3 separate regions of the Mus musculus genome follow, and regions 2 and 3 are each linked to region 1. A link is a loop called in an ENCODE intact Hi-C map of the cell type or tissue named here. Cell type or tissue: gastrocnemius. All regions are shown on one strand. Links, peaks and the distances in the headings refer to the core of each region. The heading gives the core; the rest is flanking DNA.

Region 1 (7,616 bases), core at 1,090-6,089:
GGGTCTTTTGTACAAAAAGGTACTCTATATGCTACCAAGAAAGAAACAAAAACACCAAGCCAGACACAAACCCTTTGATCTACAATGCTGCCCTGCTGACAGTATATGCCAAGCACAAAGCTTATGAGAGTAACCAATGAATGTCTGATTTGACTTAAGGCCTGCTCTACAAGATAGAAACCAGACCTGGGTCACTAAAGTCCAGAGACTAGATAGCCAAGGGACTTAGAATAAAACCAAACACTTATTCAAAAATAAACAACCAAAAAAACAAAAACAAAACAAAAAACAGCAATAAAATGATTCCTGATGACATTCGCTATACTCAGAGATCACTACCTTGCTCAGTCATCTTTAGAAAAGCTTCCTCCTCCTGCAGATGATTAACAAACAAACAAACTCACAGCTAGACAATAACAGAGAGTGAGAGACATTGCAACACTCAGCCCTAAATTGGTTATCTCTATCAAATCCCTCCCTAAGGCTCACCAAAGAAGAAGTGTAAAGTTTAAGAGCCAGAGGGAATGGATGACACCAAGAAATTAAGGTTCTCTAAATCATCATGATCAATGTTCCGATGAACTCACAGAGACAAAGGCAGCATGCTTAGGGCCTGTACAGATCTGCAGCATGTCCACCACATATATGTTACAGCTTCCAGTTTAGTTTTCTTTATGGGATTTCTGAGTGTTTCAACAAGTAGCTCTCTGATTCTTGCACCTACTCTTGAGTTCTTTTACTTCTGTTAGTTTGTCCTAACTCTGATGTGTTAGTTTTTAATCTTATTTTATTATTATCCCTTAGAAGCCAGTTTGTTTTCTAGTAAGAGACAAAAAAACATGTGACTCCAGATAAGAGGAAAATCAGGAGGAACTGGGAGGGATGGAGAGAGGGTAAATTGTAATCAGGATATATTATGTGAGGAAATCTATTCTCAATAAAAGGGAGTAAAATGTCAGAGAAGGGGAGCATTAAGCCAGCAATTGTAAAAGCTATAGAAACATCTTTCAACCACTAGATCAGAAAAGAAAGATCATGACGCTTCCTCAAAGTCCCAATTTCTAGAGAAACCATTATCTAACCATTTTAACAGATACCTAAAAAAATCCTACTAGCATAGCATGCTTGTTTTATCTAAAACCTGACTGTTACATCCTTTTATCCAAGCACTTTTTGAAAAATTATCAACAGTGATTATTCAATAACATAACAGCCAAAAGTATCAGTAACTACTAGAGTAGAAAAGAAGATGACTGAAACAAAAACAGTGCCGACTGGAGAAGGAGATATATCTACCCACAAGACTGAAAAGCTCTCTGCACACTCCTGGGAATCCAGGATGCCAGAAGGTGCAGAACTATGTTCATCTCAGTGCAAAACCAATCAGCAGGCTAAGACTAGAAGAATATATTATACTACACATAATATATTCAATATAACCAAGGGCATATATGAAAAAGTCACCGTAACCATCATATCAATGATAGTTTTATTTAGGCATATGCTTGGAACAGGGAGTGGCACTATTAGGAGGTGGGGCATTGTTGGAGTAGGTGTATCACTCTGAACAGCAGCTATAATATCCTTGTCCTAAGTGCCTGGAAGACAGTCTTTTCCTGTTTGCCTTCAGAACAACATGTAGAACTCTCAGCTCCTCCTACATCATGCTTCCCTGGATGCTGTCATGCTCCTACCTTGATGACCTCTGAACCTGTAAACCAACCCCAATTAAATGTTGTTCTTATAAGTGTTGCCTTGGTCATGGTGTCTACTCACAGCAGTAAAACCCTAACCTGGACAGGCATCAAAGTCATAGATTAATGCAAGAAAGTAAATAAGAGGAAGAAGTAAAAGTATCTTCATTTACAGATAATATGAGCTAATAAAGAGAAGCCTACACACAAAAAGGACAAATTTATCAAGGCAAAGGATACAAACTAAACTCAATAAAAATACTTGTTACACTATAACTGTAGTTTTGTTACTGTTATGAATCATAGTGTAAATACCTGATATGCAAGATATATGATATACCACCCCCAAAGGGATCAAGCCCCATAGGTTGAGAATCACAAAAAAAAAACAAAAACAAAACAAACCAAAAAATGTAGCTGAATGGTGGTGGCAGCGACCTCTTTAATCCCAGCATTTGGCAGACAGAGGCAAAGGCAGAAGCAGGTAATTTCTGTTGAGTTTAAGGTCAGCCTAGTCTGCAGACCAAGTTCCAGGAGAGCTGGGACTACACTACACAGAGAAACCATGTCTCGAAAAACCAAACTAAACCAACCAACCAAACAAACAAAAAAACCCCACAAAACAAAAATAAAATTGTAGTATTAGCTTTCGTCATTTATGATCTAATCTTTTATTCTAAATAAACATTTGGTTGGAGTTCCATTCTTTAAAAAAAAAAAAAACATATTCCCAAATTAAATAGATTTCAAAAGGAAATAGCAAGCTAGCAAAATTTCAAAAAGAAAATAAAAATACAAAGCCACTCAGTTAATTTGAGAAGAGAGAATTCTAAATTTACTTATGCCAGTATAATAATAATAATAATAATAATAATAATAATAACAATAATAACAATAAAGAGGGGATCACCAGTTATCCTCTTTGGAGTGACAGAGTCTTTAAACCCTGTGTGGCAATCCCTGATGCACCATCACAATGTCCAGGAAAGATACAGCGACCTCGAAGTCCAACTACTTCCTTAAGATCATCCAACTTTTGGATGATTAGCCAAAATGTTTCAGTGTGGGAGCAAACAATGTGGGCTCCAAGAAGATGCAACAGATCCACAGGGAAGGTTGTGGTACTAAAGGGCAAGAACACCATGATGTGCAAGGCCATGAAGGGGCGTCTGGTAAATAACCAAGCTCTGGAGAAACTGCTGCTTTATATCCAGGGTAATGTGGACTTTAAAGACCTTATCAAGATTAGTTGCTGTTGGCCAATAAGGTGCCAGCTGCTGGTGCCTTCACCCCATGTGAGGTAACTGTGCCAGCTCAGCACACTGGTTTGGGGTCTGATAACCTCTTTCTTCCAGGCTTTAGGAACCACCACTAAAATCTCTAGAGGTACCATTGATATTCTGAGTGATGTACAGCTAGCTAATAAAAACTGAGGACAAAGTAGTAGCCAGTGAAGCCTCACTGTGAACATGGAACATTTCCCCCTTCTCCTCTGGGCTGATCATCCAACAGATGTTTGACACGGCAGCCTTTACAACCTGGAAGTACTTGGCATCACAGAGCAGACTATGCATTCTCACATCCTAGAAGGTGTCCAAATGTTGCCAGTGTTTGTCTGCAGACTGATTACCTGACTTTGGCCTTAGTACCATACTCTATTGTCAATGGATACAAGTAGGTCCTGGCTTTGAGGAGACTGAGTACACCTTCCCACTTGAAAGGTCAAGGTCTTTTTGGCCAATCGATCTGCATTTGTGACTGCTGCCCTTATGGTTGCCACCACCACCACTGTTGCTGCTGCTGGCTGTTCTAACCAAGGCTGAAGCCAAGAAGAGCCAGAAATCAGGGGAGGATATGAGATTTGATCTCTTTGACTAATCCTCTCATAGCAACCAACTCAGCCAGCTTCATCTGAGAAACATAGAAATAAAAGCTTAGTTCTCTTTTAAAGGGGAGGAAGGGGAGAGGACTGAAAACCAAAGCAAGGCAAACAAAGAAAGAACCCAAAACTTAATTCTGCCTAACGTTAATACTAATTCCAAACATAAGCTTATGCAGGCCAAAGATGAGAAATTTCCACAATTGATTAAATACTGTGTTGTCCCTAGGGGGCAGCATGCTACTTTTAAAACTTCAGTACCTAAATTATGAACTTGGCATGATAGTCCAAGCCTCTAATCCCCATACTTGGGAAGTAGAAGCAGGAGAATCAGAAATGCTAGGTTCTACTGAACTATAAAACCAGCTAAAGGCCAACCTAAGCTCCATGATAGACTGTCTCAAATAAATAAATATTTAAATTAATATTCAGTACTAGTCTTAAACATAAGTTTCTGCTACACACACACACACACACACACACACACACACACACATATACTGAGCTTTAAAACTGGACCTGAAAGATATACATAGTATGCATACCTATTCAGTACTAGCCTTTAACATAACAAGTTTCTGGTACATATATCTACTGAGCTTTAACACTCGACCTGAAAGATTTTATATATATAGTATGCATACCTACTTACTGTCAACCTGTTCTTATAAATGGTCATAGAGAGATATTAACTTTATTTCTAAAGATGAAAAAAGAGGGGGCATAACCCTGACAACTTTACATGGCTAGAAAATGCAGTAGCTAGTGTTCCAGCCACTAAAGGCTGAAATCAATCTATCAGATGCCAAAGATTAATTTGTTTATTTAATCAACTAAGTAACCTGTGGTTCAAGAATTATTCAAAGCATGGCATCTCCTATAGCTCATATATTAGCTAACCAATATAAAGTACTTTAGAAATAATTTGGAGGGGTTAGGAATAAAGCTTGCCTTGCAGACAGAAGACTGGTTACTTGCTAGTATTGAAGAAAATGCCTTAATGACTTCTAAGACCATCAGAGGCTTTATATTCTATCTGATTTTCTTGGACTACTCATTCTAAGGACACTTCTCTCAAAACTCAGCTAGCATATCTCCCTCCCTCTGCCACAAGTTCATGAATAAGAGCTCCAATCTATAGCCTATGCTTGTGTCATGAGACACATAAACAAGCATGCCTGGAAAGGGTCCCTCTATTCCCCAAGCATTCTGACTCCCCAGTATTCCTAGCCCAGTAAGCATATATTATATTGTAGAAAAGTAAACAACAATCATTCCTGGGCCCTGTTACATTAGAATTCCTCACACATCGAATCTAGAAATCATAAAATGGCGATTGCTTCATGTCACTAAGTGTTGACATTGCTTTTTAGATACTAACTAGAATACTTTATTTCTATCACTTCATTCTTAAAACAGTGATAGTTCACTATTTTTATCTCTTTGCAGATGCAAAGATGTTCAACTAGCAGCCTACAGGCACCCATGGCTAAGGGTAGTTATGAATGCTACCCAACACAAACTGTAAACTTAGGTGGTGCATGGATGCCATCTAGATGACATATGGATCTGTAGGTTCATGTAACCTGAGGGCTGCTAGGGGATCCCCACCCACACTGTGCTATGCAGGCCTGTGCCCCACCATGGACTTCATGGATTTCGCAGTGGCCTAAAGTATTGCTCTTGCTGGTATTCACTAAGTTGGCAACTAGATGCAGTAGAGAACGTCCGTCCCCTTGGCTGCAGCAGTTTGCTCCAGGCCATGGCTCTCCTGGGAGGTCTTTAAAGGCAACTGCACACACAGATGTAAAAAACAAAAACGAAACTGTAAACTTACAACCTTGAGGGTTTTGTTTTTTGTTATTATTTTACATGTGTGTGAGTGTGTGTGTGTGAGTGTGTGTGTGTGAGAGTGTGTGTGTGTGTGTGTGTGAGTGTGTATGTGAGAGTGTGTGTGTGAGTGTGTGTGAGAGTGTGTGTGTGAGTGTGTGTGTGAGTGTGTGTGTGTGTGAGTGTGTGTGTGAGAGTGTGTGAGTGTGTGTGTGAGTGTGTGTGTGTGAGTGTGTGTGTGTGTGTGAGTGTGTGAGTGTGTGTGTGTGTATGTGAGAGTGTGTGTGTGAGTGTGTATGTGAGAGAGTGTGTGAGTGTGTGTGTGTGTGTGTGTGTGTGTGTGTGAGTGTGTGAGTGTGTGAGTCTTGTGCACAGTTCTCAAGCATATACTTTGAGATGAGAACACTGTTGAAAAGCTAAAAGGTTAGGCATGACAGCTAGAAGGATTAGGTGACTGGCCCAAGATTGTACAAGCAAAATTAGGAGAGGCACTTGAATACAGACCTACTTAATCACCATATCTTAATGACTTCTACTTCTGCAAGCTAAAATCATTCTTAATGTGTTTTTCTGTCACCCATGGAAGAATCTACTATTTGATCCATTGTATAATCTATTTCAACACTACTAGAAAACTGAGAACAGAAATGAAATCATTTCTATTTACATATTAAGAGGTTAGCCTAAATTGGTGGCAAACATCTTTAATCCTAGTACTTGAAAGGCAGAAGCAAGTAGATCTCTGAGTTTAAGGCCAGCCTAGAAATTAACAAGTTTCAAACCAGCCACATTAGCCAGGGTTTAACAGAGAACCTGTCTCAAAAAAAAAAAAAAAAAAAAAAAAAAGTTAAACTAAGATATAAAGAACTCACTGCTCCTATGTGTTGGAAGTTGGGGGAGGGAATTACAGGGGGCCAGCTTTTTCCTCCTGGTTAAAAACAACAAAAAAGTTCCTAAATTGACTTCCTAAGTAAGTCATTGTACAACAACAAAAAATGTTTTTGTTGCACAAATGAATGAAGGAGGCAGCAAAAACAGGGCATCCATTATACCAATTATTAGTTCTTAAAATAAATATTCTGAGCCGGGCAGTGGTGGGGCACGCCTTTGATCCCAGCACTTGGGAGGCAGAGGCAGGCGGATTTCTGAGTTCAAGGCCAGCCTGGTCTACAGAGTGAGTTCTAGGACAGTCAAGACTATACAGAGAAACCCTGTCTTGAAAATAGTAGATAGATAGATAGATAGATAGATAGATAGATAGATAGATAGATAGATAGATAGAGTTCTAGGACAGTCAAGGCTATACAGAGAAACCCTGTCTTGAAGATAGATAGATAGATAGATAGATAGATAGATAGATAGATAGATAGATAGATAGATAGATAGATAGATATTCTGAAGTTACTATGTTGTAGGAGAGCTTTAAAAGCAGCTGCAGAGGTCATTCCTTTTTAGTAACAACAAAAACATTTAGAATGCTTGGAAAGCCACTGAGATAATATCCTAAATTTTAACAAACACAGCTTCCTTGAGACAGCCACTCCATTTTTCTGAGCTATGATTTCTTCCTCTGTTAAGGGAATAGAATGAATATGACTAAACAGTTAAAATGTGGTAAATATGGCTTATGGATTTGTCTTTTAATGAGTACTGAGGACTGAATCCTGGGTCTTACATATGAACTCAAAGGCTCCAGCACAAAGAGAGATACCCTCAGCCTCAAATGGTTTTTAATGAATTTCAAGCTGTCACTTCTGGTTAATGCTTACCCACTGGACAGTCCAGGACTACATGAACTGCAAGACTACAGTATCTCTGCATAACCTAGTTCTAAAACTAAATCATTTCTAATGCCAAACTGTTTAAAAGTCTATTCTTTCAAAAACTGAATAAACAAATCTAACTGTGTAACTGGTAATACAACTACAACAAGGGAATGAAACAATCCTAGTAACTGTTAAACTTAATATTCTTAACCAGAGCTGATAAAACATTCCTGCAAGGAGGGGCCTGGAGAGATGGCTTCTAGAGGACCAGTGTCTGTTTTCCAATACTCACATGGTAGGTCACAACTGCAGTTTCAAGAGATCCAAAGTTCTCTTCTGGCCTCTGTAGGCATCAGGCATACACATAGTCACATAGTTGCATACACACACACATGCAGGCAAAACATTCATATGTACATAAAATAAAAATTTTAAAGCTTTTCCTAT
Region 2 (7,616 bases), core at 1,547-6,546, 76 kb after region 1:
TAAGAGTGTGCCATGTACACAATGATGCTTGATACTTGCTGATGGAGAAGCAAAGATTAAGACACTGAAGACTAGCCTTCACAGAGCTCTGAGTTCCTTCCTAGCCTGAAGAAAAGACAGGCAAGAGACATACCTACCAGACAGTGTGGATCTTGCTTAAACACAGATCCTAATAAACCTATGTGATGTAGGCACCTTTGGAATATTTGAGTGCCTGTGACTATAGGCTGGCTATTAGACACTCGTAAGGAACGTATGCTGCTTGAACACAGGTATGAGGGACTTCACACATGAATTATGTAAGTGAGAAGGCATCTTTGTGTTGAGAGGCACATGCTGAAACCGTTCGGCAGAGCCAGGGTGGTTGGGAATTTTTCCCCACAAAAAATAAAAATAGACGAAGCAAGAGCGGCACCCGTTGTTGCATCTAAGTGATGGGTGTTGGGAGTTTACTGTGCTGTCTGCATGAGTCAGGATCTACCCCAGAGGAGAAACCGCCGGGAGATATTTAAAGCACACAGCCTAGGAGGCAGAATTCTGGTTACACAGTGGATGGAGACCGGAAGCCAAACAAAGAACTCAGAGTTGAGATTGTCACTGCTGGCCTGGGACTGAGGGCAGAGCCAGAAGGTGCTGCCCTGGAGCCCTGCCCTCGAGCCAGGGGTGGGGTCACTGAGTGGGTACACAAGTAGGCATTCTGGGTGTGCAGTACCTCAGTGACAGTGGGGATACTACCTATGGTGTCTGACTTCCATTTTTGCTGGTATTGCTTCTCAGGCCCCATTCCACAGCCTGCTTAATGTGTGGTGCTGGGACTCCAACCCAGGGCTTTTCGAATGTTAAACAGGCATTGTACCCACTAAGCCAGACCTCCACCCCATGCATGCCTCTTAGAGCTCTCACTCATAAAGCACTTTGCCCATGGCATCCCATTGCCTGAGGTCACCATGGAGACTCCTTACATCTCGTGGAGAGCCTTGAACAGTGCAGCTCTTGGGGCAGAGGCACTACCTTCAGCACTGTTTGACAGCAGCCAGCACTTTTAGATCAGTCAGTCCTCTCTGGCAAATAAAGCAAGGGCTGTACTGTGTCAATATGGCCTGTCAGTGAGAACCCAGAGTGAGTCAACGGCTGTTGCCCAGAGCCATCAGCTCTGAAAGCCTGGGGAGATTTGGCCTCATTTCCCACAGTGGTCCTGCTGGTGACCTACCCCAAATCCATTTTCTCAGTGTTCCTATGAATAAAACAGAGACTTTGTTCAGGTCGACAGTGTACCTACCCGGCAGCTAAAAAAGGCTTGCTTCCTTGGTACTCTTGAAGTTACCAGGGACCTTGTGATCAAGTTTAGGCCAAGGAGATACAGATGAAAGTCCTTGGGCAATGTGATCCTTCCAGAACAAAGAGGCCAGCCAGCCACAGTGGCTGCACAACTCTGTAGCCACAGGACCACGGTCCAGCCCAGGATGGGGTGTGTTCAGCTGAGTACATAATTGTTGCTCCAAGCAAACTAACAAAACAAAACAACTACCCAAACACAAATGTAATCAACGACAAGGGGGAGGAGAGGGTGGGTGTAAGGAAGTTGGCGACTGAGACCCAGCATGCCCTCTGTGGCACAGAGCAGAGGAAGCAGAGGAAGAGATGTGTGCAGAATGGATGTGGGCCAGTGGGTAGCCACCTGAGTGGAGACCATGGGGCTGGAGGGATGGCTCAGTGGTTAAGAGCATTTGTGCCTCATGGAGAGGACCCAAGTTTGCATTACAGAGTTCACCATGGGCAGTTTGCAGCTGCCTATAACTCCAGCTTCTGGGGTTTCGGTGCTGTCTTCTGGCCTGTGGACTCACATGCACCTGATCCTCTCCCCAGAAGACATATAAACATGGGAACTGGGTGTGAGAGCCTTTACTTCCAGCGCTTGGAAGGCAGAAGCAGGGAGATGACTGTGAGTTCGAGGCCAGCCTGGTCTATGGAGCAAGACTCCAAGCTAGAGATACATAGTAAGGGGGCAGGTACAGGGGACATACCCTAACGGGACTGTGGTGAGCGACTCTCTGTGGACTTCTACTCTTATAACACTAGTGCTTGTTCCTAGAATACGACATTCCCCACATCAGGCTATGTCTTGTGGCCAAGGTAATAAATAGATATATACACACACACTCACATGCACACGTGGCCAACTCTAAGCAGACTGAAGAGTCTCTGTAGCTCGGGCGGTCCCTCTGTTGGTAAAGTGCTCGCTGTGCAATCCTTGGGGAAATCTCAAACAATCTCTTGTTTAGGGGAAGTGAGAGTTTATGTTGAGCAGTTTTTGTAGCTCTCCTTAGCCCTGGGTCACATGTGGTCCACAGGCTGAGGTTGGACACACATAGTGACAGAGAGGAGCTGGGCAGAGGCAGAACACTCACCTGTCCATTCACTACCTTTCAACTGCTTACGAAGTGTCAGGGAAAAAACAGGCACAGTACAAGGCTTTTGTCTCAAAGCCCGCCTGCCTGCCTGCTCTCTTTCTCCTTCCTTCCTTCCTTCCTTCCTTCCTTCCTTCCTTCCTTCCTTCCTTCCTCCCTCCCTCCCTCCCTCCCTCCCTCCCTTCTTTAGCTCACAGCTAGAGCAGAGACTTTCCCACATCAATGTGACTTAGGGGACAGGAAGGGAAGTTCACACTTGGTGAGTCCTATAATGACCTGGACACAGGGTTAGTCACACACACACACACACACACACACACACACACACACTGAGCTCCATCTGGCATCACAGAGAACACAATGATTGTATTCGTCAGCCCATTCTATGAGTGGATAAACTGAGGAATTCAGTCAGAGAGCACAGATTCTAAGAAATGCTACCTCCTCCAGTTCTAAGCTGGGTGAGAGTCTGGCTGAGGAAAATCCAGGCCATCTGAGCTCATGTGGCCTACTTTATCTAGCTGCCTTCCTCTTCTGTATATCCCTCCCCTCCTGCCCTCCTCCTCTCCTCTTCTTATAAGATGCACCATCTCATAGATTTATGATATTATGAATCTTAAGACTACAGTTCTATGGGTATACGCACTGATGTCTAAATGGAGCAAGGGTCCAGTATGTCTCGTTTTTGCTTTTTGTCAGAGCATTTTTCCCCTTCCAGGCAAGCATTTTTAGACTGTTCCTTCCAAACACTTTCTAAATTTGAATGTGATGTCGACACTCTCCTCTCCCTCAGCCGCGTCCCTCTTCATGGAGCATCAGGCCATTCTAGACACCAGGCATGGGGCGGTACAGATGCAGAACCTAAGAGGCAAAGTCAAGGAGAGTCACATCATCCAGGGACCCACAACAGCAGACGCTGGTACCGACCCCAGCACTGAGACAGCTTTTCCTTGAGACAGGGTTTCACATATCCCAGGGGCTGCTTCCTTAAGAAGCCAAGTATGGGGCTGGAGAGATGGCTCAGCGGTTAAGAGCACTGACTGTTCTTCCACAGGTCCTGAGTTCAAATCCCAGCAACCACATGGTGGCTCACAACCATCTTTAACAGAATCTGAAGCCCTCTTCTGGTGTGTCTGAAGACAGCTACAGTGTACTCAAATACATAGAGTAAATAAATAAATCTTTAAAAAATTAAGAAACTAATATTAAATTAGCAAAAAGGAAGCCATGTGTGACCTTGGACACCTGATCCTCTCATCCCATCCCCCCACCCTCAGCCCCGTCCCCTCCAGTTCTATGACCACTGCCATGCTGGTTATGTGTCCTGGAGATGGAACCCAGGACTTTGTCATGTTGTACAAGCACTCTACCAACTGAGCCACACCCCCAGCCCCAAGACAGAGTTCTTACCAGTTAAAGAACATCACGCAACACGATGAGTCTACGATTTGTTTATTTCCATTAGTAATGGAGGACATTTGGATTGATTTCTCGGATCATGATTCTTCTTCAACATCTGTCATTTCCTGTGCCCTAACTGATGGGGTTCTCTCTATAGCTTACAGGCTTGGAGAACCTGAGAAACACCAGAGGCCAAGCCTCCCTCAGGCCAAGAGGCCTTGGAAAACCATAATGGCCGTGAAATCCTGCCGGCCTTTGCTAGATTACAGATGAGGAAGAGGCTTGGGGAGAGCAGGGGAAGACTCTGGAGGACATCGCAGGGCTGGGGCTAGGGCTGACCCTGGTGGGGGGTGGTTACACTTGCACTCCCCCTTGAGGGTTATTAATAAATGCTAGAATCTCAGCCTTCAGGCCTTCTTGCTGTCTTTCTCCACCCAGAGACTCCTGGGAGCCTGCCTGGCCCGGGGCCACGGGGAACTTGCGCCCCCTGCTGGCCAGAGGGACACCTGCATTAACCTGTGCCAGCTGGCATTCACAGATTGTCTGGATTCTGGGCACTCAGACTCTGAGAAGTCCCTCCCTGCCACAAAATCCCCATAAACCTCTGAGGTCCATTGGGTTCAGCTCGCTACAATACAGAACAGGAGTGCAACAGCGTCTGTAGCTGTTTTAAATGGACATACATAGCACAGACTTTAAAATTACATGTTGCTTGCATGTGTACACATTCATGTATGTGTATGTGTGTATGGATGCATGTTCCTGGGGTCCATCTGCTCCCACCCACAATGTTGGGGTTACAGGCACCCACAGTCATGCCTTGCTTTTTACACTGGTGCTGGGGAGGCAAACCCAGGTCCTCATGTTTGTACAAGTGTCCTTACCCACCAAACCATCTCCCCAGTTCTTCTGTGTTTTTGTTTGCATGTTTTTGTTATCTCTTTTTGTTTTTTAGAGCTCTGAACCCAGAGATTACTGACTCAGCTGGACTGGCTGGCCAGCCAGGATCAGAGATCCTTCTGTCTCACCTCCTCAGAGCTATGAATACTAGTGTCACCACAGCTGGCATTTTAAGTGGGTGCTGGGTATCCAAACTAGGTTCTTTATGCTTGTGTGGCAAACACATCACTGGTTGAGACATCTTCTGTTCCCTGGCTCAAGAACAATCTGACTCAGACTCAAGTCTTCCACCACTGCAGTGCCCAGGCCCCTGCCCTTCCCCCAGACCCATGCTACTCTCAATTTGTCTCTTGACTCTGGTGAAAAGAAAAGTTGTTCTGTTTTTTAAAAGATAAGGAGAGGGGGGATGTGTTTTGGTGGATGTGTGGTGAGGTATAGGGGAAGGGGGTGCCTCTGCGGGCCCATGCTGAGGCATCCCTTCCCCCTGAGGAACCAGCCACACGACTAGAATAGTATAGAATAGAGTTTATTCAGGGCATGGGGAGGGGAGTTGAGAGGGTAGTAGAGGCAGAGAAAGAGAGAGAGAGAGAGAGAGAGAGAGAGAGAGAGAGAGAGAGGAGAGAGAGAGGAGAGAAGAGAGAAGAGAAGCTGACTATGAGCATGTGGGGATGGGGAATGGGAAGAGGGGTAAGAGGACAGAGTCAGAGCAGGAAGGCAAGAGCAAGAGGCGAGGAGGGGACCAAGCAGCCCCTTTTATAGTAAGCCAGGCAACCTAGCTGTTGCCAGGTAACTGTGGGGCGGAGCTTAGGCAAAGTGCTAACAAAAGTAATTTTATTTTGCTCTGAATTTTACATTTCTATTTGGAGCTCCAACTTCACCAAGAAGTTGTGGCAACTTGCGTACAATTACTTCAAGTTCGCCTTTCTGAGGAATGAGGTTCTAGGGAAAAGGGGGGCAGGCAGGGGGAGAAAAATAGGTCCTATGCATGCCACATCTTGAGAGGCAAAGAGATCCCTTGAGCTCATTGGTCAGCCAGGGTAGCCAATCAGTGAGCTTCGGAGATCAGGGGGAGACCCTGTGTGACAAACAAACAAGCAAGCAGACAGACAGACAGACAGACAGACAGACAGACAGACAAGGTGGAGAGCAGAAGACATCTGACATACACCCGCAGGCCCCTATGCGCTCTATATGCACAAGGAAAAGTAGATAATACAAGCACCGTTCCATTCTAAGGCAGACCGGGTGGCGCACGATCCTCCGGGAGCTGGGTTTTCGTACAACTGTCAGCAACAGGGAAAAGAGTCTGTGAGGTCTAGCTGTAATCAGAAGCATCGCATCCCTGCTGGCTGCTTCCCATGGAAACATGTCCTGCATCCATTCTTCTCTTGATGAACAGACATCCTGGGCTGGTTCCATAACTCTGCTGTAGTGAATAGCATTGCAACAAACAAGGGTGAGCAAGGGTGAAGTCTGGTGACTTAGAGGCCGTCAGCTCTATTTCCAAGAAGGGAACAGCTCAACCATATGGCAGCTCTATTTCTTATTTGAGGAACCTCCATATTGATTTCTGTTGTGGTAAACTTGTTTATATTTCCACTAGCTATGCATAAAAGGTGCCTCTACCCCTATCCTTGCCAGCATTAGTCATGTTTTGTTTTTATTTTTGTTTTTGTTTTTTTGGTTTTTCTAGACAGGGTTTCTCTGTGTAGCTCTGGCTGTCCTGGAACTCACTCTGTAGACCAGGTTGGCCTCGAACTTGGAAATCCACCTAGGCCTTAACTTTTACCTAGGCCTTAACATCACTCACATGCTTTCTAAAAGATACCATGGAACAGCTTCATTTCACAATGAAGGCTTTTCTTTGGACTCTAGGTACGCTAATCTCCTTACTGCAAAGGAGAACAGTTTTAAAAGACTACTTCAAGGAGATATCCCCATGCCACAGGTGGTAAGGAGGAAGCAAACACATGTTCATATACATTTTTGGTACCTAAACAGAAAAGAACGGGACCAATCCTTACCAACACCAAAGTCCAGGATGCAGGAGCTATTGAAGGCATGAGCACCTGGATGGACCTGGAGCAGGACATGCTGTCTACGCAGAAAGGAGAGTCGGATGTCCTGCATTTGGTGGTGCATGGAGATGGGAGCATCCTGAGAGAGGCAAAGCATCTGAGAAAGGAAAGCCAGACCTGAACTCCAGAGTCGCTCAACTCTACATGCAATTATTCCATGGGATCATTCCTAAGAGAGCCAATTTACTCTTGTCACCACTGAACTGCTGAGGATGGCAACAAGGTACAGAGAACCAAAGGTGACATATGCTTCCTCTGATCTTGTCAGTAACCATTCTGTGATGGCCACCAGTGGAAGACACCCAACAAGACACCCCGAGCCTCCCTCCCCTTCTTGTCTAGGTTAGGGCAGCAACACAATCCTGACTGCCACTCGTACACCCCGTGGGCTGCTAGGAAGCAATGAGGCACAGAGGGATCTAAGTGTCCCAGAGACTCTAAGCCAGGCGGCGGCGCCGGCCTTTAATCCCAGCTCTCCGAAGACCGAGGCAGGCAGATCTCTGAATTTGAGGCCAGCCTGGTCTACAGAGTGAGTTACAGGTCAGCCAGGATGACACAGAGAAACTCTGTCTTGAAAAATAAAACAAAACAAGCAAAAATCAAAGAAAGAAAGCAAGGAAACAAGGAAGCATGGGAGGAAGAGTCTCTAGTAAAGAGAGTGTTTAGTAGCAGAAAGAAGCAGGCTTGCTGGAAGTCGAGGAAGGCCAGGCTGGCCTCAAATTCAGAGATCTGCCTGCCTCTGTACTGTAAGCCAGTCTCAATGAAATGTCCTTTATAAGAGTTGTCACAGTCATGGTATCTCTTCACAGCAATGAAAGCTAAACTAAGA
Region 3 (7,616 bases), core at 1,547-6,546, 89 kb after region 1:
TCTCACCTGGCTCTTTGAGGTAGGAAGACACACTTTTAATCCAGATCTTTTGAGTTGGGAAAAGACATGCCTTTAAGCCAGATCTAATCTGGGCCACACCTCCTGCTGGAAACCTACATAAGGACGTGGAAGAAGGAAGCTTCTGCTCTTTGCCTGCTTGCCCTCACCTTGCTAGCAAGTTCATTCCTTCATTAGCTTAGAGCCTACTGCTTTGGGATTCCAGCGTATGCTGAAGACCAGCAGAGACATTCATGGACTGAACACCTACTGGATTCTTGGACTTTTCCTTTCATGGTCAGTCATTGTTGGATTAGCTGGACCACAGCCTGTAAACTGTTAATAAATCACACACACACACACACACACACACACACACACACACACACACACACACACACTAATCATATATATATATATATATATATATATATATATATATATATATATATATATATATATATATATACCTTAAGTTCTATTACTCTAGAGGACCATGAGTAAATACTCCTACCCCCAGTGACACACTTCCTCCAGAAGGCTACACCTGAGAATATAGGGTTCATCTCATTCAAACCACCGCACAGCCACAAGTCTCTCGAGAACAGGGAACCTAAGTCTTCCTTGTTTGCTGTCAGCTGGCTTTCTAGCCGTAGTTTGTGACCTAGGAAATAGTGCTGGGTCTTTCTAGATCAATTAGCAATCAAGACACTCCCCCACAGCCATGCTTTCAGGTCAACCTAATCTAGACAATTCCATTGAAACTCTCTTCCTCAGTGAGTCTGGATTGTCAGAATTGACCAGCACATCCCCAGTGAAGTGAGCAGCCACTATTGGAACTACCGACTGAGCTTCTCCAACACACCTTCACAGCCACAATGGACTAAAAACCATCTGAAGGTATAAGCTACAATACACCTTCCTTCCTGATGCTGCTTCTACTATCAGTCTCTCTCCCGTTGATTCATTCAGCAAATGCTTTCTGAACACTGACTGTCGGGCAGGGGCAGGGGCAGGGGCAGGGGCAGGGGCAGGGGCAGGGGCAGGGGCAGGGGCAGGGGCAGGGGCAGGGGCAGGGGCAAGAGGAGCAGGAGCAGGAAAGAGGTCAGTGCTGCCTACTGCTGCTTTTCTAAGGGTACCAGGCCAGGATGAAGCCTAATCCATAAATGGATTAGGGAGATGGATCAGCCAGTGAAGTGTCTGTTATGCAAGCATGAGGACCTGAGTTTAGATGCCCAAAATTCACATAAAAAATGCTGAGCATGGGGATGGAAACATGACTCAGTAGTTAATGGCATGACCCAGAGTTGCTGCTCTTACAGAGGACCCTGGTTCAGTTCCTAGCACCTACATGGCAGTCCACAACCATTCATAACTCTAGTTCCAGAAGATCCAACATCTTCTATTGGCCTCCACAGGTACTAGACACACACATGGTGCATATACATACATGTAGGCAAACATTCATATACAATGAATAAATAAATAATTTTTTAAATGCTGAAAATGGCAGTGGGCACAGACCCAGGCAAATCCATGATATTCATTGTCCAGCCAGCCTGTCTGAGTGGAAAAGTTTCAGGTTCAGTGAGAGACCTTATCTCAAAAAGTAAAGATGAAAAGATCAGGAAAAGACAACTGACATTACTGTCCAGACTCCACAAGCATGCACACACATGTTTACTGTAGTTTGGGAAAGTCCTTTAGGGCATGGCTGCCACTCCTGATGGTTTTGTCATCTCAATAAGAGGAAACGTAAGTTGAAGAATTGACTCCATCAGATTGGCCTGTGGTCTTGTCTGTGGGGGGCATTTTTTTTTTTTTTTGAGACAGGGTTTCTCTGTGTAGCCCTGGCTGTCCTGGAACTCACTTTGTAGACCAGGCTGGCCTCAAACTCAGAAATCCGCCTGCCTCTGCCTCCGGAGTGCTGGAATTAAAGGCGTGCACCACCACAGCCCGGCCTGTGGGGAGCATTTTTTAAAACTGCTAATTAGTGAAGTGACTATGGGTTATGTCACTCTTGGATGGGTGGTCATGTGTTGTATAGGAAAGGTGACTGTGAGCCTGGAAGCAAGCCATTAACTAGCATTCCTCCACGGTCTCAGGTTCAGTTCCTGCCTTCAGCTTCCAGCCTTGATCCTGCCTTGGCTTTCCTTAATGAGGGACTGTAACCTGTAAGCCAAATACATGCATTCCTCTTCAAGCTGCTTTTGGTTAGTGTCTGGTCACAGCAAACCAGGACACCTCCCTAGTGGCCTACCATTTAATAGTAGCAGACAGACTCAAGTTTCAGTGCATGAATTTGGAGGTGACACAAATATTCAGACTGCAACAGAGTAATATGAATATTGCAGGAATCACATAAGCAAATGTATGCAAAACACATGGCACATAACAAGTGTCATGTATGGACATTGACATTCTTATGTGGGTCAGTCTTTCGGATTTAGGGAACAGGGCATGTCTTCTTGGAAGTCCTCTCTGTACGTTCAATCCAAGCTGAATTAGACCCTTTCTCCTGTGCTCCTTCACGCATCTCCTATGCTCTGGTCTCATGCGCTATCATTGAGGTGTGAGTGTAGAACTGAGAGCCACTTGAGGGCAGGAGTGAGGCCCTAGGAGCTCATATGTCTGCCTGGATGAGGGAGCAACAGTGTTAGCTGAGGTCCCTTGAGATTAGACAACCAGGCAGGAGAACATGAGGTTGAGGGCCTATGAATGACCAAGGGGGAAGAGACAGGAGAGATGGGATGTTTGTATGGGGTGGGGCACATCTTCTTTAGTCACTACATATATTTTTAATTTTTGCTTCTATACATGCTACAAGTATGTGGGTGCCCAAGGAAGTCAAAAGGTGTTGAATCAATCCCCTGGAGCCGGAGTTATTGGTGGTTGTGAGCGGCCCATTGCGAATGCTGGAAGCTGAACTTGGGTCCTCTAGAAAAGCAGCAAGTGATTTTTAATCACTGAGACATCTCTCCAGCCTTGCTACCATCTTTTAAAAAGCTTTTAAATTACATTTTAATCATTTACCTACCTACTTACTTATTTGTGTGTGTGTGTGTATGTGAGTGTGTGTCATTACACAGGTGAGGTCAGAGGACAGCTGTGTGAGTTGGTCCTGTCAGGTATGTGTGTCAGGCTGTCAGGTTTGGTGGCAAGTGACTTTAACCCAATTTTATCTTTAATCATGCTTTTTTGGGAAACTGTCTTTCAATTTACCTAGAAATCACTAAACAGGCTAGGGTGCTTGGTCAACGAGCCTCAGGAATCCACTTGTCTCTGACTCCCCAGTTAGAACCCTGGCCTTTTTTTTTTTAATGTGGGTTTTACAGATCAAACTTCAGTCCTCAGCTTACAAAGCAAACACTTTAGTGACTGAGCTATCTCCCAGCTCCAAAAAGTCCTTGTGACATCAGAGAGTACAGAGACAGCAGAATTCTCTGGAAGGTTTCCTGGGCCCGTGGGGAGGGAGTTTCAGAGCCACAGTCCCCACTGGAGGAAGCTGCTTCAGGGGGCACTGTCACCGTGCCCATGCACAGCTTTATGTGAATATGGTGACTGGATGGATCTAGGCAGTTACAGCTGCCAGGGAAATCTGCTCCCACTGCAGGTTTGAAGAGGCTTTCATGGCTTCCAGACAAAAGGTTGGCCACACCCCATGAATGCAGGGCCAGAAGCTGGGAAGCCAGAATCTGTCACCTTGAGGGTAAAGTTCAGGTCCCTTTGAATATGGTCACACACACACACACACACACACACACACACACACACACACACACACACATGCAGAGAGAGAGAGAGAGGAGAAAGAGAGAGAGAGAGAGTGCAAATTAGCTAAGACTGTGGGAGCAGGGAGCATGTAAACACATGGGAAAGTCTATGAGTGGAAACTAAGATTTCGACCAGGAGCAGGAGAGAGAAATAAGCAGCTACTTCAGGGACTAGTTTCCTCCTCTACCCAGGGCTAGCTTCCTGTATTGGTGTTTTCAGCTGTTACAAGAAAAAACTTAAGGCTGGATCTTTTTTTTTTTTTTAAGAGGTTTATTTAGCTCATAATTCTGGAGGTTCAGGAAAATATCACCTTCTTCTTCATGCTCATCTCTGGTGACACCTTGAAGAAGGTGTCATGGAAGAGGGTACAATATCGGGAAGCCATGGGGGAAGGACTTGCTCTTTGGATAGGGTTTTGGCCTAGGTCAGTCTTGCCTAGAATTCACCACTACGTAACCCATGTTAACCTCTAACCACTTCAACCTACCAAGTGTTGGGGTTCACATGTGTGAGGCACCATGGCATGTTTATTATTCTAAGACAGGGTTTCACTGTGTAGCATAGGCTGGCCTCAAACTAATAATCCTCCTGCCCAAAATGCTGCAATTCCAGATGTATACCACAGTGTGGACTCTGCACTGGTCTTGCTCTTATTCTAACAACTGTGCTTGGTATGGTGGTTCATCTGCAGCAACAGCTACTCAGAAGGCTGAGCTGGCAAGGGCAACACAGGGAGACCTCATCTCAAAAACTAAAGTAAACCAAAGCTTTAGTTACTTGTGCCTGCCAGAGCTCACTGTGCAAGGCCAACACAAATCCTTCCTGAAGATGATACCCCAAAGGGCCTCATCACCTCCCACTGGGCCCCACCTCTCAAAGGCTTCCCTACTTTCAACACTGCCACAATGGGGACACAGCTTCCATATTTAAACCCTAGCACTTGAGCAAATAAATTGAGGGGCCTGCTGCCACCATCTTGGTTCCTCGCAAGATTAAGAGTAGATAGTGTAGTGTTAGAGTGTTAAGGGCCAAGAAGATGGAGCCACGGTGTCCATACTTTTCCATGTGGGTGTTGATGTGGACTTTTGGCCCTTAGCTAGCAGCATACAGCAACAGCAGTGACTGAGGGATGTAGAGTGTTGTCAGCCTGGATGGAGAGCCATCCATCTAGTAACTACTTTATCCATCTGTCCTGGTTAGATTTGTCAACTTGACAAAGCCTACAGTCCTGAGAAGGGAAAGCCTCAACTGAAGACTGGTCTCTGTGTGTCTGTGGGGGATTATCTTCACTATTAATGGATGGATAGTAGCATCCATAGGCAGGTAGTATTGGGTTGTATAAAAAGCTAGCTGAGCAGAGACTGGGAGTTAAGAGTTACCAGAAGGCAGCATTCTTTCATCGTCCCTGACACCAGGGCTGACTTGAGTTCCTGTTCTGACTTCCCTCCAAGATGGATTGGAGGATATGATCTAGAAGTGTAAACCTCTCCTACTAGAGTTGCTTCTGGTCAGAGTATTTTTTTATCACATCTACAGAAGAGAAAGCTAGAACACCATCCACGTATCAGTCCCATATTGTATTCTGCTCTAGAGTCCCTTGTCCTCAAGAGCTCAGCCTGCCATGACCAGGGGAAAGGACCCGTGGCTGGCAGTGCACTCAACTCTAAACCACATACAAAGTCTGAGTAGAAGCCACTGGTTATCCCACCCTGCCATTCTTCAGCCTACCACAGCCACCAGAGTACCCTTCCTATGGTGTGTGGCCTTTCCTCTGAGTTACACTGGACCCAGGCTGGTATCCTTCAAGACTGCCCAGGGAAGAGAGAATTTCCAAGGAGAAGATGATGTGAATGGCCAAGTTAGGTCTAGCTCTGTGATCACAAGTCTCCTCACCTTGTCCTGCTAGGGTCTCTTGTCCAAGGATCAAGGCAAGGGATAAATTAGCTATATGCTATCTGGTAGATTAGGGCAGTTCTCCACTGCAAGAAAGAAAGGGTGGATATATCAGAAACATGTCTGGTGGTGACTCATGGTTTGACTTCCACAGTCCACTGGAATTCAGAGACCACTAGGGAAGAAAGCCCTGTTTATTTATGCTGCGTTCTACCAGGCCCTCAGGCTCACAATCTCATACAACCCTACAATCAGTCCTCCCCACTTCATAGTTGAGGTAAACAAGACTCAAGATTCATATAGGGACTCACGCTCAGCCAGAGTCTATTCATGGCGAGGACAGAGTTGAATTGTTTAACTCCAAAGACGGTCACTCTTCTGACCCTGGGCTGTGGGTGCAACCACACTAAGAGATTCATCTCAAGTTCATCACGAGGCAGTGCCTATGCAAGCCAGGACTGCCCTGTTGCCTGGATTCTCAGAAGCGGCCTGGGCTGACTGTTGCCCTCCACATCTGTTGTAGAGAGTCCCGGCGGGTGGTGTAGGGCAAATGGTTGATGCGAAACCAGTGTCTGGGGACAATGTTTCCACTTGGTGTATACAGCTTTTCTCCTTGTCTGCCCAAAAGACTGCGTAGGGCTAAGTTTCCTGACAGAATCTTCTCATAGAATTCCACTCCACCCTGGACATAGGCTGCAGACAGAGAGGCCGTGCGGCGGTCCAGCCAGCCTTCCAGGGCAAGAGTGAGAGAGTCTTTGGAAAAGGTATAGGCTACATAGCCTACCACTATTGCCACCAAGTTAAAGGCAGTTCGCAAGCTCATGGGGCCTCCGTAGAGCCCCAGGGCATGCTTGGCACCCACACTTATTGCCCATGTTCCTGCTAGGCAAGCTGGGGCTGGCAGGGTCTGTAGGGCAGCCACACCACTCTCCAGGTATACCACCTCCTTGGCCAAGGCAAACTTCTGGGCATTATGAGACATGGTCAGGGCATCTCTCAGCCTGGTGCCTGCTGGGCTTTGCCAATCCACTCTTTGCCCATGTATGATCACAGAGTGTTCAATGTTGGTCACAGGGCCACCCAGGAAGATGGCAGGGATTCCCACCACAGCCCCAGCAGGCAACCGTGGGAATCCAGCACTCACAGGCTGAAAAGTGAAGGCGGTAAAAGGCTTGTAGCAGTGACCCGAAGGGACACCTATGTCCTTTAGCACCTCTTGGAAGAGGCTCCACAGATGAGGGGAAAGAGGAGCTGGTTGGCCCTGAGGCCAGTACTGGTAGAGCCACTGGACTATGGGATCTGGGAAGAGGTGAAATGAGATTTGAACCCCAAACAGGCCTGCACAGGAACCCACCAATAGGCTTGTTCTGTGTCTCTGTATAAAGGCTGCAGCCCTCCACAGAGGACCAGCCATGAGTACTGCCTCTGCTGATAGACTGGCCAAGAAGAAGAGAAGTCAGCCGATGGTTCTGTCAGGTTGTGGGCTAAACAACCTCCGGGGCCACAATGTTCCTAACTGAAGTGACACTGCATTGTGGCTGAGAGTACGGGTTCCATCCAGAGTCCGACACCTCAGGCTTCACAGAATCAGCTTTCCCATTGGCAGCCAGGTGTAGAGCAACTGTGATGGGTAAATACAGAGAGGACATTTCAGTGTCTCACAGTGGTGGACATCCTCTGGCAATGGCTGTATTGCCATGGCTAGACACAGCACTAAGTATTCGACAGCCTCTCTCCAACCACCACTCATCCTAGAGTGACTCTCTAACTGACTTAGGATTCACATGTTTAATCACCTACTGTATGCTAGACACAGTTCTGAGAGCACTGCGTATACAGCTGTCCCTCAGTGGCTACAAGGGTTTACTTCCAGGATCCCCACAGATACCAAAAATCAAAGACCATCAGTTGCTTTATATAAATAGCATAGCATTTGCATATGAGCTCTCATA

Evidence for each region. A loop is a pair of places that touch in the nucleus more often than their neighbours do. Peaks named below come from ENCODE experiments on the same cell type or tissue, not always from the same donor. Only the 100,000 strongest peaks of a DNase experiment are listed, where the experiment ranks them.
Region 2: a loop joins it to region 1, with 5 times the contacts of the local background. A loop is called at or near these places in 21 of 42 quality-filtered maps.
Region 3: it touches region 1 in a loop (2.7-fold over the local background); 21 of 42 quality-filtered maps call a loop at or near these places.

Annotation. Positions count from the first base shown.
Region 1 is chr1:119,815,093-119,822,708 of GRCm38, forward strand. The region is part of intron 1 of Ptpn4 (protein tyrosine phosphatase, non-receptor type 4); the gene reads right to left. It also overlaps the pseudogene Gm8338. Among named protein-coding and RNA genes, the nearest start is that of Ptpn4, 18 kb to the right of the region's middle. In gastrocnemius, for the core only: a CTCF peak has its summit at 3,782 (motif pointing right); no DNase peak of the experiment used is centred there; H3K27ac peaks cover 1,164 bases.
Region 2 is chr1:119,890,902-119,898,517 of GRCm38, forward strand. It overlaps the pseudogene Gm3551. Among named protein-coding and RNA genes, the nearest start is that of Gm28209, 7.9 kb to the right of the region's middle. In gastrocnemius, for the core only: a CTCF peak has its summit at 4,305 (motif pointing left); a DNase peak (open chromatin) is centred at 4,285.
Region 3 is chr1:119,903,870-119,911,485 of GRCm38, forward strand. It overlaps Tmem177 (transmembrane protein 177), which reads right to left. Exons shown (of 2, transcript NM_175106.4): 2 at 4,021-7,285. The coding sequence starts at 7,078. The coding sequence ends at 6,143. Gm28209 (a long non-coding RNA gene) reads left to right here. Exons shown (of 3, transcript XR_003948701.1): 2 at 775-897. Among named protein-coding and RNA genes, the nearest start is that of Gm28209, 5.1 kb to the left of the region's middle. In gastrocnemius, for the core only: no CTCF peak of the experiment used is centred there; a DNase peak (open chromatin) is centred at 3,571; H3K27ac peaks cover 195 bases.